Regions from separate parts of the Homo sapiens genome. Here region 1 is linked to region 2. Evidence: chromatin contacts called from ENCODE Hi-C or POLR2A ChIA-PET data. All regions are on one chromosome and are shown on one strand. Each heading gives the region's core, a stretch centred on a gene start or an enhancer-like site at or near the end of the contact. The rest is flanking DNA. Distances are from core to core; before and after follow the strand shown.

What was found. A loop is a pair of places that touch in the nucleus more often than their neighbours do. ChIA-PET counts read pairs that join two places held with the same protein, here RNA polymerase II (POLR2A). Pooled maps may share reads with other maps.
Region 1: a map of sigmoid colon shows a loop between it and region 2 (4-fold over the local background). The contact joins two enhancer-like sites. A Hi-C loop is called at or near these places in 4 of 168 maps with a recorded cell type or tissue (PC-3, chondrocyte, endothelial cell of hepatic sinusoid and 1 more) and 3 of 50 pooled maps. POLR2A ChIA-PET finds 5 or more read pairs at or near these places in 6 of 52 experiments (A673, H1, HepG2 and 3 more).

What each region holds. Positions count from the first base shown.
Region 1 is chr11:126,160,148-126,165,510 of GRCh38, forward strand. No RefSeq gene overlaps it. Among named protein-coding and RNA genes, the nearest start is that of RPUSD4, 49 kb to the right of the region's middle. RefSeq lists enhancers at 1-391, 392-1,036. Within about 2 kb of position 3,069, at least 3 of the 41 ENCODE cell types and tissues checked have a DNase peak (open chromatin) inside an H3K27ac peak, as active enhancers do.
Region 2 is chr11:126,113,716-126,118,796 of GRCh38, forward strand. No RefSeq gene overlaps it. Among named protein-coding and RNA genes, the nearest start is that of CDON, 53 kb to the left of the region's middle. Within about 2 kb of position 2,181, at least 24 of the 41 ENCODE cell types and tissues checked have a DNase peak (open chromatin) inside an H3K27ac peak, as active enhancers do.

The sequences.
Region 1 (5,363 bases), core at 1,819-4,318, 47 kb after region 2:
AATGTCAAAATGGAATGAGCCCCCGTACCGCTGCAGCTTTCCTCAGTGGCCCTTATCCTCAACCTTTCTCTGCAGGCCCTGCACGGGGCAGGGGTCTCTTTCAGGCCTGTTGATGGCAGGGGTCTGATCCCAGCTGGGCTGCGGCACATGGTAAGCCGCCCAGAGGGCACCTCTCCACTGTGTCCTCGGCGGCCCCTGCCTCGGCACACTTTCTCAGCACCCTGAGAAAGGCCAAATCCCATGCTGGCCTCTTGCCCCCGCCCACTGCGCCCCACGCCCCACCTGCTGTGTTTGTGCAGGGGTGGAGGGAACATAATGAGAGGCTGATGTTCCTGCAGCTGGGCTGTGTTTGGAGTCTGGTGGAGTGAGGGGAGGGCAGCAGGGCAGGTCGGGGCAGCAGGACGGAGGGCCAGGCAGGGCCGCAGAGCCTCAGGGCCCAGCAGTAACAGCTCACACATGATTTTTCTCCCCACAATGTTCTCCACTCCAAGCCTGTGGGCCCCCAAGTCGGAAGCTTCCAGGACTGTAACAAGCTTTAGTTTATACACAAACAGCTGCATTTTCCTACTACCGTTTACTGCAAGGGAGCCAGCGCAGCATCCTCTCAGCTTTGCTTGGCCTCAGCAGTGAGTTGAAGCTCGGCTTGGCCAGCCTGGGAGAGCAGGGACGGCAGGGCCTGTGGATGGGACGCATCACAGGTGGGTCCTGAGCTCTGGGGTCTGTGATTCAGTTTCTCCTCCCCCAGTTCCCCAGATTCCCTGTCCCCTTGGACTTCGGTGTGTACTTACTCCAGCATCCCTCATCTCACCCGCGTATAAATACAGAGAAGGAAAAGAGTTTCAGAACGGAGGCAGTCGTTTCAGAATGAGTTGGATCATTTGCCAGGTGAAAGGACCGCCCGTGATGTCCTATAGTGCCTTGGTGTGCCATCACCTCCAGGCAAGGGTGGCACACGGGAACTGTGCATGTCCCCTCCCCTTCCACACTTCACTGCAGCCAACCAAGGCTTTGCTTCCCGGTAGCCTCTCCCAAGGCCCAAGGCGGCCTGGCTGACAAAGGACAGATCACTGCCCCAAGGAAAGGGCATGGAGAACAGTGGCCCATGTGAGAGAGGGGTGTGTGGACAGAGGGGGCATCTGAGGACAGGAGGCGAACCCAGCTCTGATGTGGTAAGGGCTCTCACAGCCCTGCAGTCCCCACACCCAGTCACCCTGCAGCAACCAGGCGAGGAGGAGGAAGAAGGCTCCGTCCAAAGTGGGGCTAAGCTTGCCTCTTCTGACCTATAGCATCAGAGAATGGTGACCCTACCCATGCCGCCCCGCCGACCACAGTTAGGCCCCTTTGGAGCGGCGTGGGGTGGGGACCCAGCAGGGTTGGCAGCATCCGCTTCAGGGCTGCACGCTGAACAAAAGCAGGGCGAGCTGGAAGCAGATGCTGGCACCTAACAGAGCAAACAAGTCACTCCACCTCTCTGTGCTTCCGTTTCCCCCTGCCCTTTTTTTTTTAATACTTGAAGTTCTAGGGTACATGTGCACAATGTGCAGGTTTGTTACATGTGTATACATGTGCCATGTTGGTGTGCTGCACCCATTAACTCGTCATTTACATTAGGTATATCTCCTAATGCTATCCCTCCCCCTCCCCCCACCCCATGACAGGCCCTGGTGTGTGGTGTTCCCCATCCGGTGTCCAGGTGTTCTCATTGTTCAATTCCCACCTATGAGTGAGAACATGCGGTGTTTGGTTTTTTGTCCTTGCGATAGTTTGCTGAGAATGATGGTTTCCAGCTTCATCCATGTCCCTACAAAGGACATGAACTCATCTTTTTTTATGGCTGCATAGTATTCCATGGTGTATATGTGCCACATTTTCTTAATCCAGTCTATCACTGATGGACATTTGGGTTGGTTCCAAGTCTTTGCTGTTGTGAATAGTGCCGTAATAAACATACGTGTGCATGTGTCTTTATAGCAGCATGATTTATAATCCCTTGGGTATATACCCAGTAATGGGATTGCTGGGTCAAATGGTATTTCTAGTTCTAGATCCTTGAGGAATCGCCACACTGCCTTCCATAATGGTTGAACTAGTTTACACTCCCACCAACAGTGTAAAAGTGTTCCTATTTCTCCACATCCTCTCCAGCACCTGTTGTTTCCTGACTTTTTAATGATCGCCATTCTAACTGGTGTGAGATGGTATTTTCCCCTCTTACAATCAGGATAAAGAAACTCCTTCCTGTGGTTGTAGCAAGAGTGAAATGTGTAACCTATGTGAAGCACTTGGAATGGGCCAGGCACACAGCAGACACTCAATAACAGCAGCTGTTAGATCTCAGCAAGGCGGGGCAAGGAGCATGAGAGGGCGGCTGGGGAGAAGGGAAAGGAAGGCTTGAGGCAGACACTGGCCTTGCTGCCTCCATCTGCACACTGTGAGTGACCTGCCAGGTGCAGCGGCTGTGATCACCTCCAGGAATCTCCTGGCCCTCTTCTCAATCTTCCTTTAGAAAAACAGCCAGAGGAATCAAATCTCCTCTCTCCACTGGGGTCCTTCAGCCCCGGCTGCCCACCCCCTTGATTCTGCTGTCCAGCCCCTAAGGAGAAGGTATGGATTTTGGAGGCAAACAAACCTGGGTTGAATTCCCTATTCGGCCTGGAGTGGGCTGTGTGGACTTGAGCAGGTCTTCACACCTGGCAGGAACGCGACCACCGCCGGAGAGCCATCAGGCCCTTGGGACGATCGGGGTGCCCTCCCCACAAATCCCCAGCTCTGTGTGACCCAGGACAAGTGGCCCAGCCTCACACAGGCAGATTCTGCTCAGATCAAAAGCAATCACGAGCACAGGGCCTCAGGGCGATGGGCAAGACATGGGACCCCAGGATTGCTACAGTGTTCACTCGGAGGAAGCAGGAGCCTGGCTAATTCCCCGCTCACTGGCAGACTTTTCCAGGGGCGGCACGGCCAAGAAACTTCAGGTCCCTGCCACGAGGAGTGCGGGGGAGCGCGGAGCAGCTCACAGGAATGGCATCTTATGCCTTCCAGAAAGAGTGAGATTGATGGCACTTTTCAGGCCTCAATGAATCACACTCCCATGTGACCGCCTTAGCCTCCTGGCAGCAGATGTACTCAGCAGTCACTGTCCTCAACAACAGCACGTTTCTCACACACCCAGATGCACACGCATTGGCCGAGGGTCTTCCCAGGAGGCACTCATGACCCAGCACCCGCGGCTTGAAGTGCACGTATGCAAACCGGCACAGCCCGTGCCTATGTCAGGCATAGCTGCGGCCAGCTGCAGCTCCTGAGACCCAGGCTGGGGCCCCAGGGCACAGAATGCCCAGCGGACCGCAGCTCGGACAAGTTCCCGGCCCCTCTGCCCTAACCCCTTCCCTGCAGAGAGAGTAGGCAGAGGGAGGGGCAGCCTGAGGGAGAAAACAAACTTCAGACTCATTATCCCCAGGCCCAATCTCTGCTCTCAGCACAAATAAAGGTCTCTAATCCGGAGTGAAAAGCAAACACAGCTCCCCTCTTCTCCCCCTGTCTCCTCCCATCAGGCTCGGGGCCCTGGCTCCTGTTTTCAATACAAATATTCAATTAAACTTTCCTAGAGGGTCCAGTAATTGGGTCCCAAAGGCAAAGGTTCCCATAGACAGAGTGAGACCCCGAGACAGTGAGACCCAAGAGGGGCAGACGTACCCGGCGACAGAGAGCAACAGGCAGACCGGGAGACCAGGCAGAGAATGGGAGGCCCCAGAGGGAGGGGTCTCAGATTTGCCCGGTAATCAGGAAACCCTTTCCTAGAGCTCTGTGCCCTCAAACTCTAGCTTCCTCTGAACTGCCCTGAGAGAGGAAATGAATCTTCAAGAACAGACCACAGGGCCCCAGGTGCGGTGGCTCACACCTGTAATCCCAATGCTGTGGGAGGCCGAGGTGGGCAGATCACCTGAGGTCAGGAGTTTGAGACCAGTCTGGGCAACATGGCGGAACTCTGTCTCTACAGAAAATTCAAAATGTAGCCAGGTGTGGCTACTCAGGAGGCCGAGGCAGGAGAATTGCTTGATCCTGGGGGATGGAGGTTGCAGTGAGCCAAGATCGCACCACTGCACTCTAGTCTGGGTGCCAGAGCAAGACTCCGTCTCAAAAATAAAATAAATAAATAAATAAAATAGACCAAGGGCCTGCAGCGATGTGCTTGTCCCCGTCACAGCCATCTTCTTCATCAGCAGCTCTTGTTCCATCAGCCCTGAGCCCTTCCAGGGCCAACAGCCTCTCCTAGCATTTACCACATTTAAATCAAAACACTATAGTCCAGCCCAGCACCAAATCCTTTTAAGACCTCTCCACCTTTGATCTGAATTGCTACTACTATAATCACTCCTTTTCCTGCAGTTGCTTAAATGGAATGGCCTCAAAAGCAGAAAAATTTTTCTACTCCTATGAAAAAACTGAGACCTGGAGAGGAGGAAAATCTGGCCCAAGGTCACCCTGCAAGTTAGCGCCTGAGCATGACCAGACCCCAAGGCTTCTGGTGCCCCGTAGATTATTTTTACCTGGTTACTGTCAGTCAAGCCTGGAGAGGGGATGTCTGAGTTCCAGCTCTAGCCCCATGACTGGTCAGCTGTAACACAAGGGAAAGAAACTCCATCCTCAGCAACTTCCACGGATCCATTTCCTTAATCAGAAACTTTCTCCTGCAAGCCCTGAGGACGCTTAAACACCTAAGACACCAGGATTCAATAAATTAAGAAATGGTCGGCTACAGTGGCTCACACCTGTAATCCCAGCACTTCGGGAGGCCAAGGTGGGAGGATCACTCAGAGCCAGGAGTTTGAGACCAGCCTAGGCAACACAGGGAGACCTGGCCTCTACAAACAAACAAACGAACAAAATAGCCAGATATGCCCTGTAGTCCCAGCTGCTTGGGAGGATCACTTGAGCCCAGGAGTTTGAGGCTGCAATGAGCTATGATCCATGCCACTGCACTCCAGCCTGGGTGACAGAATGAGACCCTGTCACGCCTCTTCGACCCCGCAAAAAAAAAAAAAAAAAAAAAAAGTAAGGAGACTGGATACAAGGTGACTTTTAAAACACAGGGAGGAAGTGAGGTTAGTAATTCATGCTCCCTTCTCTTCCTTTCCCTCCTTCCCTTGGTTCCATCTTAACAAGTCAAGTTACAAGCCAGGCTGGGGGGTGGAGTAGGGGACTAAAGAAGGAGCCCAGCTGGCCCTCCTAATTAAAAACCCTAAAGCTCTCTCGACAGATCTGCCTGACAGTGTGGGATTGACTCCCTTAGCCCAGCACGGGCTGCACCTGGAGGTCTCTGCTCATGACCTCTAGATGAAGGACAAGGTTGACTGGAAAAG
Region 2 (5,081 bases), core at 931-3,430:
GTGGAGCTAACACTAACTTATCTCTCCAGGCTGCTAGGCGGAGTAAATGCCACAGGGCACGTGGGAGCACTTGGCACATTGTAAAGCTCTGTGTCCAAGCTGTTGAATGCTGTTGTGACTCAGGCAGAGAGCAGCAGGCAGGCCAGGGAGAGGTTGCAGGCAAAGGTTCATGTGAGGAGACTCTGGTTTTTCTAATGACACTACACCCAGATTTTCCGATCTAAACAACCAGCTTCAGTTGTGATTTCCCATGTTGGAAAGTTTCTGGAAAATGATCCATGATAGAAATGGGTTTGGGAATGGTCCACCTGGACACAGTGGCCCTTACTTGGCTTGGAGCATTCCCCTTGGGAATGCCAGAACCAATTCGTGGCCTAGTGGGACAAAGGGAGCCGTTCTACCCAATGACCCTTGCTCCTGACCCTCTTCAGTGACCACAATCCCAGCCAGCACCCCTCCACCCCCCACCACCAATCGGGAGCATGAGCCAGGTCTGGAAGCGGCCCTTAAATGACCTTTTAGACCCAAGTGAGGTTTCCCAGCTCCCTTGGGAATCTAGGGATCTTACAAACTGAGATGAAACCAGATTAGCTTCCATTTTTGCTGTTGGGAAGAGTGAAATTCACCCCACTCATCCCAAGTTCAAAGCCTTACTTTGGTACCATGTTGCAAGGAATGTGGATGGAGGTGAGACAGAGACAGGTAGGGAAAGCAAGAAATGGCTCAAGCCTTGGTGCTCAGCTTCCCCAGTAACTGCCAAGTGTAGGGAGGGACTGGCTCAGGGAATCCTGTTCCCCAAACCCAGGACCAAGACAAGACCACTGGAGGAGCAAGGAGCTGTCAGCCCCTCACAGGTGGCACACCAGCTGGGCATGCAGGGGAAAAGGCAGACCGAGGCTGGGCCCAGGACCTCCACCATCCTGGCTCCGGGGGAGGACAGCAGGAGGCCTGGTCGGCAGAACACCACCCACCACCTCCCCAGCTGGCTGCCTTCTCTGTATCTGGTTTCACTCTCTCCACACTTATTTGCCACACCAGCAGAAGAGGCAGCTTCAGTGGCAGAAGTCTGGGTGTGTGTGGTGGGGGTGGGGGATGATGGGGGCAGAGGTGGGTGGTGGAGTGATGGGGTAGAAGGAGGACCCAGACAATCCCAGTTGCTTCTCCAAACACTATCAGGAAAGTTCAGAGCAAATAAGAGCTCTAGATGGCTGGAGCCCAGAGGAGGGCCTAGTGCCTGCCTGCACCCTGTCTTCACAATTCCCTAGGGTGTTTGAGAGAAGCAGAGGCAAACTGTCCATTACAGAAAAGCCTTAACCTGAGAAGGGGGAACCCGGTCTCCCTTCCCTACTCCATAGCCCCAGCTGGGACTCCAGCCCAAGCGCCGTGGAAGGTGTGGGCAGAATACAGAGGCACAAAATCTGCCCCAAAGACTTCGGGGTATGGTGTTTCATGGTCCCAGGGTAGGGACATAGTGCCGGCAGCCACTTTTTTTCTGTTTGCCAAGGAGCTTTCTCCCTGGGGATTAACAGGGCCTTCCTGCCACCCCATCTGGCTGGTACAGGAGCCAGAACACCACCCCTGGCTGCCAGCCAGCCTGTGTCGGGGGAGCCAGGGCTCTCTCAGAGACTTACAGACGTGGTGCTGGGGCCTTAGGGCAGGAAGAGGGAGGCAGAGGCCTCTGGGGCCACCCAGCTGGGAAGTCCTGACCCTGAAATTCAGCCAGTCCCTACCTCTGGCCTGTGGCTGAGGGTGGACAGGGAGTCAGGAGGGTCTCTGTTTTGCCTTCCTCCTCTCTCTCTCTCTCTCTCTCTCTGTCTCTCACTCTCTCCTGAAGATAGGGAATATATAACCAATCTATAACCTGGAAGACTGAGGACAGGAGACTAGGAGGCAGTGGACTTCAGTCTTGGTAAGATGTGATCGCCCGTTGGAAAGGCCAAGCCTAACTAAGGGTGGACAAGCTCTTGGACAGGGTAGGAATGGGACTGAGAACCCACTGTCTCCTCCTCATACCACTGCCCACATTTTATCCACTTTCTCTCAGGGACCCCCGAGACCCCGTAGCCAGGAACCCTCCCCCAGCCCCATGAAGGGAAGGAGGGCCCACTGCCCTGTGGGGTAATGAGCAGCTCCACCCTGCTTGGGAGGAGGGTCAGTGAGAGAGCCGCTGGCACATCAAAGAAGGCAGGGCCTGTGTCCCGGAAGGCAGCTCTCAACAGCCAGCAGCACCCATAGAATGGGACCACGCCAGACGGCCCCCAAGACCAATTCTCATCTCACGCTATGTGCCCCCCACCAAACGGCTGTAGCCTGCACTTGTCTGTCCGATCACCCTTCCCTGCACTGTGCTGAGTAAACAAACACAGCACTCAGGCAGCCCTCTGCTGGCAAACACGTCTGACTTAGCAACCGCTCCTAGAATAAATAAACACCACACGCTTACACACACTCAGACACACTTGCTCGTGCTCTTTCCTGGAACCGGGGACTGCTCCCTGTCCCACGTGCGGCTCCCACTGGGCCCCAGCCTCAAACAGGCTACATCAGAGTAGTGCCTGAGACTGTCACCCTTTGCCTGGGTGTGGGGATGAGCTGGGGCCTCAGGTGCACAGAGACCTGGACCCAGGCTTGGAGCTTCCTCAGGCAGCCCACCAGTCCCGGGGGGGGTGGGGGGTGCTCTGTTAGGAGCCACTCATCCTGAGGGGACCACCGGAATGAGACTCTAGACACTTGGAACATTACAGAAGTAAAAAAACCTTCGACATGATCCAGTCACCGGCTCAACCAGCAAAACCTCCCGCAAGCAGGGGGTGACCCGAACCCCAAGGATAGGCCTCACAGAGCCTCACAGATCAGAACTCGGGCCCCAAATCCTTTCCACTTCCCCACAGAGGCCCCCCCTCCCCCCATCCTCTGGATTCTTTTCACAGTTGTGTCCCTTCGGGGCCGGGATAGTTTAAGGGGGAAAACACCACCCAGATGGCAGATTCAGAGATGACAATTGGGCAGTAAAGCCTCCCGCTTAGTCCTGGAAGGACCTTCTCAGCAAGGTCCTGCTGGCCTTTACCCTTCCCTGGGAGCTTCCCAGGAGGTATCCTTGCCCTCTCCTTGGGAAGGGTGGCGTCTTGAGACTGCCAGCCCTGCAGTAAGTGCCAGGTATCCCTAACAAGAAGTCAGATGAAAATGTCAGTTACCTGGAGGCCTGTATTAAATCTAGGGGAACAATACAGGAAAAATCACTTAGGCCAAAGAGACTGGAAGTTACCCCCAGGAATTTGTGTTTAATACGTAAGAAAATGCAGGCGCACCGAGGCAGGGGTGGTGGTAGCATCCATTCCTGCCTTGAGAGACAGCTACAGACCAAGACAGGCCTGGCATCCGGCAGAGTGGCACAGCAGAGGCATCAAAGCTTGAGCTTCGGGCAGATCTGGTTTCAGATCTCAGCTTTTCTCTTATTAGCTGTGGAGGACTGGGCAATTTACCTCATTTCTTCTCTCTATAAAGTGGGGGAAATTCCCCTCTTTCATGATTGCTGTAAAGATTAATAAGATGGCATATATAAAGACGCCAGCACTAGCACCCTTGCCTTCAACAGTGACTGACAGAGATGGCATGATTTAAAATCCCACCCTTTGTTAAAGCTGGAAAAAACATATTTACGGAGTTGAAGCAGAATATGTGAGAAAGTGCATTATAATAAAAACGACCTACAAAATTGAGGCATTATCATTTAAAAGTTTCACTGTTCAGATTAATCTGTACTTTGTATATTTCCAAAGCCCAAGCCTTATTCAATGACTGCATATTGTTACTATAATAATTGTAGTCAGGTACAATAATTGTTCATTAAAATAGCAATAAAAGTTGAATGAAAAAATTCATCTTGTCAGTCAAGAGAGTACTGTTAATATAATAATTGTAGTCAGGTACAATAATTATTCAATAAAATAGCAATACAAGCTAAATGCAGAATATTCATCCTGTCAGGCAAGAGCATATTTCTTTTACTTGCACCGTAACTTTGTCATAGTGAGAAACTAACGGAGGCTAAGAAGAAAGCACAGAAAGAATTCGCAATTGCAAAAATATGGAGCTGGGGACTGGGCACAGTGGTTCATGTCTGTGATCCCAGCACTTTGGGAGGCCAAGGTGGGCAGATTGCTTGAGCTCAGGAGTTTGAGACCAGCCTGGGCAACATAGTGAGATCCTACCTCTAAAAAAAGAGGAGCCTTTTAAATGCCCGTCAACCAACAAGCAAATTAAGCAAATGTGGTAGACCAGGCACAGTGGCTCATGCCTGTAATCCCAGCTCTTTGGGAGGCCGACGTGGGCCGATCACCTGAGGTCGGGAGTTCAAGACCAGCCTGTCCAACATGGTGAAACCCCATCTGTACTAAAAATACAAAATTAGCTGGTCGTGGTGGCACACGCCTGTAATCCCAGCTACTTGGGAGGCTGAGGCAAGAGAATCTCTTGAACCCGGGAGGCGGAGTTTGCAGCGAGCTGAGGTCATGCCATTGCACTCCAGCCTGGGCAACAAGAGCAAAACTCCGTCTCGAAAAAAAAAAAAGAAAAAAGAAAATGTAGTATATATACACCATGGACTACTACTCAGCCATAAAACGGAACAAAATAAGGGCCTTTGCATCAACTTGGATGGAGCTGGAGATCATTATTCTAAGAGAAGTAACTCAGGGATGGAAAACAAAGCCATATGTTCTCACTTATAAGTGAGAGCTAAGCTATGGGGATACAAAGGCATAGGAATGGTAGAAGGGACTCTGGGGACTTGCAGGGAAGGGTGGGAAGGGGGTGAGGGATGAAAGAGTACACACTGGGTACAGTGTACACTGCTCGGGTGGCGGGTGCACCAATCTCTCAGAAATCACCACTAAAGAACTCATCCACATAATCAAAAACTACCTGTACCCCCAAAACTATTAAAATATATATTTTTAAAAAGAAAACAAAATATTGGGGAATAAAACAAAGTCAGAAAGCCCATAAAGCCGGCTGGTGGCTGTAGAGGCACAGAGGCGTGCATTTTTAGGTCGCAGGTGTGGGGGTGAGGACCCTGAGGA